Regions from separate parts of the Homo sapiens genome. Here region 1 is linked to region 2. Evidence: chromatin contacts called from ENCODE Hi-C data. All regions are on one chromosome and are shown on one strand. The core of a region is the stretch at or near the end of the contact, and the rest is flanking DNA. Distances in the headings are between cores, read along the strand shown. Region 1 holds the start of KRTAP21-3 (keratin associated protein 21-3). Region 2 holds the start of KRTAP15-1 (keratin associated protein 15-1).

Evidence for each region. A loop is a pair of places that touch in the nucleus more often than their neighbours do. Pooled maps may share reads with other maps.
Region 1: a map of left cardiac atrium shows a loop between it and region 2 (2.9-fold over the local background). The contact joins the promoter of KRTAP21-3 here to the promoter of KRTAP15-1 in region 2. A Hi-C loop is called at or near these places in 28 of 168 maps with a recorded cell type or tissue (PC-3, Right ventricle myocardium inferior, Right ventricle myocardium superior and 9 more) and 13 of 50 pooled maps.

What each region holds. Positions count from the first base shown.
Region 1 is chr21:30,716,435-30,720,495 of GRCh38, reverse strand. It overlaps KRTAP21-3 (keratin associated protein 21-3), which reads left to right and starts at 1,719. Exons shown (of 1, transcript NM_001164435.1): 1 at 1,719-1,971. The coding sequence starts at 1,737. The coding sequence ends at 1,913. The region is part of intron 2 of LOC105372773 (a long non-coding RNA gene); the gene reads left to right.
Region 2 is chr21:30,438,056-30,441,984 of GRCh38, reverse strand. KRTAP15-1 (keratin associated protein 15-1) reads right to left here and starts at 1,710. Exons shown (of 1, transcript NM_181623.3): 1 at 1,116-1,710. The coding sequence starts at 1,657. The coding sequence ends at 1,244. All of the region lies in intron 3 of LOC105372772 (a long non-coding RNA gene), which reads left to right.

The DNA of each region.
Region 1 (4,061 bases), core at 470-2,969, 280 kb before region 2:
TTTGGAAACTTGAACACTCATAAGATTTTCATATTTGAACATATACTCTAAGACGATAACTTTCAAAAGAACTTAAAAGTTATTTCTCAACTTAAAAAGTTATTTTGTTACACAAATATGTTAGTTTATTGAAGAATGTCAAGCTGGTTTTCTTTACACAGTTGTCCTCCTAAGGATAATTAAAATGCTATCATGGCGTTCCAGTTTGTACTCCTACTACAATACCTGGCATTTAGGTGCAAGTAAAACTTACAGCGCATATGTAAATTGTGAATACTCTGAAGGTGTTTTTATTTTATAGTGTTTGATAGCACATTTTAAAATCTTGGAAACTCTATTTCTTGGAATACATTTTAATACCTCCCAGTCCTAGTGTTCCTGGAAACATAATTGGAAAATAAAATGCCACAAATTCAATGCAACCATGGCTAGTGCTCAAGGAAAGATCTTTGCTCAAGAGAATAATTTAGCAAATAATGGTTTCGAAGAAATAGGACATTACTAAGTACACTGGATAAATGGTTGTGATTTCTGTATCTCAAAATATTGAGCTGATTATGCCATTAATTTGCTCAAAATCTTCTCTGGTTCTCCATTACCTTTAGAATGAATTCCACACTTTTTACCTTAATATTCAAAGCTCTTTATTATTTGGCCCCAGTTTATTATACTTTTTTAAAATCTATTTTATTCCCTAAAGAAAAAAAGAAATTCCTGCCTTCACAGATATCCTATATTCCAGTGAGAAAAACAGTCAACAAAATTAGTAAAATGCAAGTCTATCATATGGTGATAAATGGCTTGATAAATGCTAAGTAGAGAATAAAGATATATCTGTGGGAGGGTGCTAGCTATAAATAATACTGTTCAGGGAGGGCCTCCTTGAGTGACATTTGAACACACTCTGATGGCAATGAGGGAATGAGTCATAGATATGGGTGTTAAATTGTAAAAACTGCAGGTGAAAGCCCAGCATGGATGAAGGCCCTAAGTGGACCTGGTCTGGATTGTTTTGAGGTCTATTTCATAGGATTTCTCTTTCCTTTTTCTCTAACCGCATCAATCTGAGACTTTTTTTGTGTAAATGTTTCTCTTCCTTACTAAGCTGGGAGTTCATTGAAGGTCTGTTCTTGGTCTTATTTATGTTTTTCATTTTTATTTTTATGTTATTTTCAGCAGTGCCTACTGTCATGTTCTGTTTTTTAGGAAAGTTCTCAATAAATTCTAATATTATAGAATTGAACGCATGTTTCTCAATTTAGCCTTCCTATGCCTATCCTCTCCTGAGTAGTACAGTTGTGGATTGGATGGTAATACTGGTGGCACCTGAAAAGGTAGGAATCACTAAGCCCCTTCCTTTCTCTAGGAGGCTGGGGATGGGGATTCTCAATGTTTTGGGTTAGAGCTGAGGGAAGTACTTCCCTGCAAGATTTAGCATCATGATATTTGTGGAGTGTACATTTGGGGCTCACTGAGAACATGTATACAGAGTGTACAAATTACTTTTTACAGTCTATGATTAACTTGCAGGAATTAAATGAAGGTCTAAAATGAGAGGCTTTCTTAGGACACAGAATAAAACAACAACAAGCTTGTTAAATATAAATTCTTGTGGGAATGAGAAGGCAAAGTAGGGATGGCACACACTTTGCAGACCTCTTATTATATAGAAAGATCCCAAGGGTTCCAAACTCCAGAAATGCTGTTACCTGGCTGAATTCTCATCTCCTGACACTATGTATTTCAATTACAAAAGTGTGTGTGGGAGCTGTGGATTTGGCTCTTGCTATGGTTGTGGGTATGGCTGTATACACAGCACCCACTGTGGCTGTAACGGTTATTATGGTTGTTATGAAAATAAATATTCTGTTATAGATGATCTGATATTTTTTGCTTCTAAGAAATGCCATTGAGCATTGTTTCTTATTTAGTTTCTCAAAGATCTGTTCTGCTTTAATCACCTTCAATCCTGATAGTTCTCCGTTAGAGAAAAATGACTCATCTGGTGAAAACTCCATTTGTCTTCAAAGTACCTGTTAGTCATAGACATAATGTGGTTTCACTGAGAGATGGAAAATATGACTATTTTGAAATTTTGAAAAATATAAAATGCTCTTTGTGTGCGTGTGTGAGTCAACACCAATTTGGGGCATGTTTTACCCCCTTGAAAGCCAGACCACTATGTAGATTAGTTGATCCTTAGCTTCTTAGAAATTTCTTCTTAACTTTCAATAACTCTTTTTCTCTTTATCTTTTCTACTCTACATAAAACTTGAGTTATTTAATTGTCAGTATCCACCACATATTTAATATTAAATAAATATGTACCTGTTAATTAGATATACTTCTAAATATACAAAATGAAGAAAGGAAGTGGAATGATATCATCCTTAGTGTAGAATAGTAGATTATTATCAGCCAAAGAAAAGGGAGGAGGAGAGAGAATCACTGAAACATTTTTTTTTTTTTTCGAGATGGAGTCTCGCTCTGTCACCCAGGCTGGAGTGCAGTGGCGCGATCTTGGCTCACTGCAACCTCCGCCTCCCAGGTTCAAGTGATTCTCCTGCTTCAGCCTCCCAAGTAGCTGGGATTGAGGCACCCGCCACCGCGCCTGGCTAATTTTTGTATTTTTAGTAGAGACGGGGTTTCACCATGTTGGCCAGGCTGGTCTCGAACTCCTGACCTTATAATCCACCCGCCTTGGCTACACACACACACACACACACACACACACGAACACAATGATTCTAATTCTAATTCCGTCGGCCTTTTCTCAAACATTCTCATAGACAGTTCTGTCACTTTTTTTGGGATTCTGGTTAATATGAACTCCTTAGGAGACTTTGCCTAACATTCCACTTGAAATAGAAATGACATTCTTACACTATTTCCCTGTTCATCACCTTGCATCTACTTCTCCTCTTCCTCCTCTTCTCCCTTCTCCTCCTCCTTCTACTTCTCCTCATATCTTTCTCTCTCTCAAAATCAAAGTCAAAAATCAGTTGTTTTTTTCTTCAGTTATATTTGTTACATAATTATAAAATTATTTAAGAAAGCCCGGTGACAGAGTGAGACTCATCTAAAAAAAAAAAAAATTCCTGACTCCATTCCTGTGGTGGCGAAGGAATTGCTCTATGAGACTGCTATGTATGATAAAGTGAGTCTAGGACTATTTATATGGGGATATCAAACAATTCTCCTCTATGGCAAAGTGTAGTCACAACATTTCTCTTTCTTAAAAAGCACAGGCTTTGGGGCAACAGAGAGTGACATTAGATGCCAATGTTCCCATTCCTAGCTGTGCATGTGTCAGAAAACTTCTTAATCTTCATATTTCATAAGTCTCCTCTTCCATTCAAACAAAAAGGTTATAAACACTGATGTCAGAGGACTGTTGCCATAGTTAATGAGATAGTATACTTAGCATGTAGCATGATACGTAATAATAGGATTTTGTTTTTGTTGGCAAATGACTCCTTATGTATGTTGTTTTGCAGCAAACAATGTAATGCTTCATCTATGCTAACTTTTGAGAGGTAGCAGCCTCCAAATTAAGTCATCTGATTTTATTATTCTTTCCTTTTTTTTTTTTTTTTTTGGTCTCATGCTTTTGTTGGAATTCATGGAGTACATAAAAATTACTAGAGCAACCGAACTCTAAGGATTTCCCTGTTTTTATTTAGCTCTTACTTTTTTTTTTTTTTTTTTTCTCTTTCTGAGACAGAGTCTTGCTCTGTCACCCAGGCTGGAGTGCAGTGGTGTGATCTCCGCTCACTGCAACCTCTGCCTCTCGGGTTCAAGCAATTCTCCTGCCTCAGCCTCCTGAGTAGCTGGGATTACAGGCACCTGCCACCATGCCAGGCTAATTTTTGTATTTTTGTTAGAGACAGTTTCCCCATGTTTGGCCAGGGTGGTCTCGAACTCCTGACTTTTAGTGATCTGCCTGCCTCTGCCTCCCAAAGTGCTGGAATTACAGGTGTGAGCCACCACACCTGGCCTGTTTTTACTTAGTTCTAAATATACAGATACTTAGAAGCATGTGTGAGATTTTAAATTTTAGT
Region 2 (3,929 bases), core at 461-2,960:
TAATCCCATTTGGCAGCTGCTTTTCAAGGGACTGCAATGGACACAATAGATCAGTAAGATTTGTTATTCTAAAATTAAGTGTAACTTATTTACTCTATTTTCAATAATGGGTTTATATTATTTTCTCTGAGTGTTTTTGAAGTTCTTCTTTGTGTTCCCACTGAATCTTGTCTTCACCCCATTATTCCATTTGCCATATAAGTTATAATTGTATTTGTGGGAACTTCCTGAAGCAGAGAATTTGTGTCTTTGTTCAGCGTAATGCTTGGTATATAATAGGACCTCAATAAATTTTTTTTCAATGAAAGACTAAAACAAAATTTTCTGAAGCAAATATATAAAAAATGCACTTATGAGGGGATTTAAATCTCTTAAAACATGTGATAGGTTATATATTTAAATTTTCTTTGCACTTTGTTTTCTATTCAACAAAATATCAATAAAACATATGAAACAAACAAAAAGTGTACCTAAGGAAGACAGTTGAAGATATGGGATGAATTCACTAAATGTATCATTTTTACTTATTTATTTATTTATTTTTTGACACAGAGTCCCACTTTGTTGCCCAGGCTGGAGTGTAGTGGCATGATCTCAGCTGACTACAACCTCCGTCTCTCAGATTCAAGTGATTCGCCTGCCTCAGCCTCCTGAGTAGCTGGGATTATAGGTGCACACCAGGCCTTGCTAATTTTTGTATTTTTAGTAGAAATGGGTTTTCACTGTGTTGGCCAGGATGGCCTCAAACTCTTGACCTAAAGTGATCCGCCAGCCTCAGTCTCCCAAAGTGCTGGGATTACAGGTGTGAGCCATCATGCCCAGCCTAAGTGTATTGTATTAACAAAATAAAATGGAATGCCAGAATTCATGCCAAAGAAATAAGCTTATTTAAAATATTGTAACTATTTGAAATATATTTGAGTGGAAGAGTTCTGGGAAAATAATGAGAGAAGGATTTTAGAAAGATGATAACAGAAATGATCCTGAGCATTGGCACAAAAATTGAAATTCAAGATATATCTCCTGTCAGATTTAGGAAGGGTCCTAGGTCAAGATTAATTTGTCCGTGTTCAATCATATACTTCCAAGAGGGCTAGGATGCTGAGTCCTACTGATGTAGATGGTCAACAATCACAGATATTGGACAGGCTGAGTGTTGCAGTTCCATAGAGTACAGAAATAATCATGAGAGAATGGAGAATATTCAGTAAGATGATCCAAAAAGGCGAGACCCAAAGGCTGGTTAGTAACAAGTTGCCTGGAAATTCCTGGATGAAAAGGTAGTTGGGTGGTAGAAGCTGGACCCACAGTCCAGAGATTGGAAGCCAGTGCTTCCACAACCAAGAGATCCAAGGCCAGTGTTTCCACATCCAAGGGATCTTATGTAGTTAGTCTGGCGGGGACTGCAGAAGATGGAATTCTTTGGGCAGTAACAGGATGTCTGATAGGATCTGGCCAAAGTGCAGGATGTCTGGCAGCTGGTGGGCTCACAGTAGGTCTCCTGACAGCCATTGTAGAGAGAGGAGCCCAGTTGGCAGGTATTTGGAGAATAGATGGCATTGCTGGGGTAGAACAAATTATAAGTGGAAACTGGATACCTCAGGTAACTTCCAAAACAGCAGGAGGAGAAGTTTCCAGAGCTGCAGTTGTAAGACATGTTAACAGGAGTTCTGAGCTCAGGTGATTTGCAGTGAGGAGCGTGTGTGTGTGAATGTTACCTTCTATACTGGACACTGACATACTCTAGCAATAGGTGTAGTCACAAGTGCCCATTCTAATGAGAACACTTAATTAGGCTGCAGTCAAAATGAAATATATTAACACTCAAAGAATTTTATTTATGAACGTAGACTTCTACATGAAAGAATTTCATTAGTTTTTCAAAGCAATTGTTCATGAAACAAAAATGCCATTTCTCATTCATCTTGCTTAGGTAGAATGAAAACCACCATAATTGTACCTATAAGACTGATGCTTCAAAGGGTCGGGCGCGGAGGCTCACACTTGTAATTCCAGCACTTTGGGAGGCTGAGGCAGGCATATCACGAGGTCAGGAGTTCCAGACCAGCCTGACCAACATGGTGAAACTCCGTCTCTACTAAAAATACAAAAATTAGCCGGGCATGGTGGTGGGCGGCTGTAATCCCAGCTACTCAGGAGGCTGAGGCAGGAGAATTGCTTGAACCCGGGAGGCGGAGTTTGCAGTGAGCCGAGATCGTACCACTGCACTCCAGCCTGGGAGACAGAGCAAGATTCCATCTCCAAAACAAACAAACAAACAAAGAAACAAAAAAACAAAGAAAAAAACTTGATGCTTCATTCATCCTGTCCTTCTAGAAATTGGATCAAACGGCTAAGACACTGAGAGTTCTGGTATTTGTAAAGATCTGAAAAATACCTTGTAATCTGGAAGGGACTTTGATCTTGCTCCAATTTTATAAATTCAATTGAGAACAGAAAAAAAATTTCAATATCTATTCCTTCTTTCAATTCTTTGAACCATTAGAAGAAATAACCCAATAACAATCCTTATTTGGTAGACATGCTAAATGAGTGCCTAACATATTTAAGTTTAGATTTCTTATAACACAAGTAGCTAAGTCACTCTTGTGCACATGAAGAGTTAAGAATGAAGGGTGAAATTTTTGAACAAGTGCTTTGAAGTTTACATTGTAAAACTACTAAAGAAATCCCTTACTCAAAGGTTGATTTGCTTCTTCATAGAAGTCATCAATAAGTTTGATTATAAAAAACCGTTTATCCCCATAAGGTATAAGTAATTTTTGGTCATGTTGATGTTACTGAGAGGAAAATAATAAGCACTATAAGTAAAATGTAAATCGTTAATCTTTTCCTTTCTTTTCTCTCAGAGGGTGACATTTTTACCAGAGAGGGAAAAGAAAAGCAAGAAATGAGGGAAATGTCTATCCCATGTAGTATTCACAGAAAGATAAAATATGTAAAGAATTCATAGTAACAAATGACTTTATAAATTGAAATAAAGGGGTGGGAAGGATACATGATGATAATGTGTAATTGAGAGTGAATGCCTTTGTGACCTCTGATGTATCAGCTGACATATATATTCTGCCTAGAGTACTAGAGTAATGAGGATTTTTCTGGATTCGCTCAGAAAGTTCATCAGAGCAAACTGTAAATAGATATATGGCACGGATGCAGGAAATGCCTTAACCTGTGGGAATGGGCAAACCTCTTAAGACATCCATCTTCAGAACTGATGTATTCTACAATGGAAGTGAACTGAGACTCCCTTCTATGAAGAATCAGGATTACTAGGTAAAAGTTTTAGGGGAAGATTCAGCTAAAAATCTAAAATGAGTTGCTCTTGCAATTAATGATATTTCCATACTGAGGGCCCTGGGAAAATCTAATTAGGATGTTGTAAGTGGAATTCCAATCTGACAGGAGGCTGGAGATAATTGCTCAACTTCCTTCCAAATTGTAGACTTTATAAGTCTAAACTTTTGAGGAGACAAATTGATCTCCAATCATGTTTCATTTATTAAGTAACATAGTTTGTTCTGTGTTTCTGGAATAAACAATTCTTATTTATTAGGCTTCTCAATTATTAATAGCCAAAAAGCATTCTAGTAGATTCCAAATCTTCCTGTTGTGTTTGTCAATAAAATATTGAATATCAAAATAGCCACACAAATATTTAGCCCGCCTAAATTGAAGTTGCTTTCTTGTTTTAATGTCATCCATTCCTATATAAGCAATTTCAGTAGAAGAATACTCTGAGGGATCAGATATTAAGTAATGTCGCACATTCTTTTCTCAAAGTATGGATTTTTTTGCATTCAACTACTTTCATTCAGAAGTGGAATGGAAACTTTTTTCTAAAAATGAGCAAATCAAACAACACAGAAACCACAGCAAGATAAATCTCAATCTCTCCTCTTCCTCAA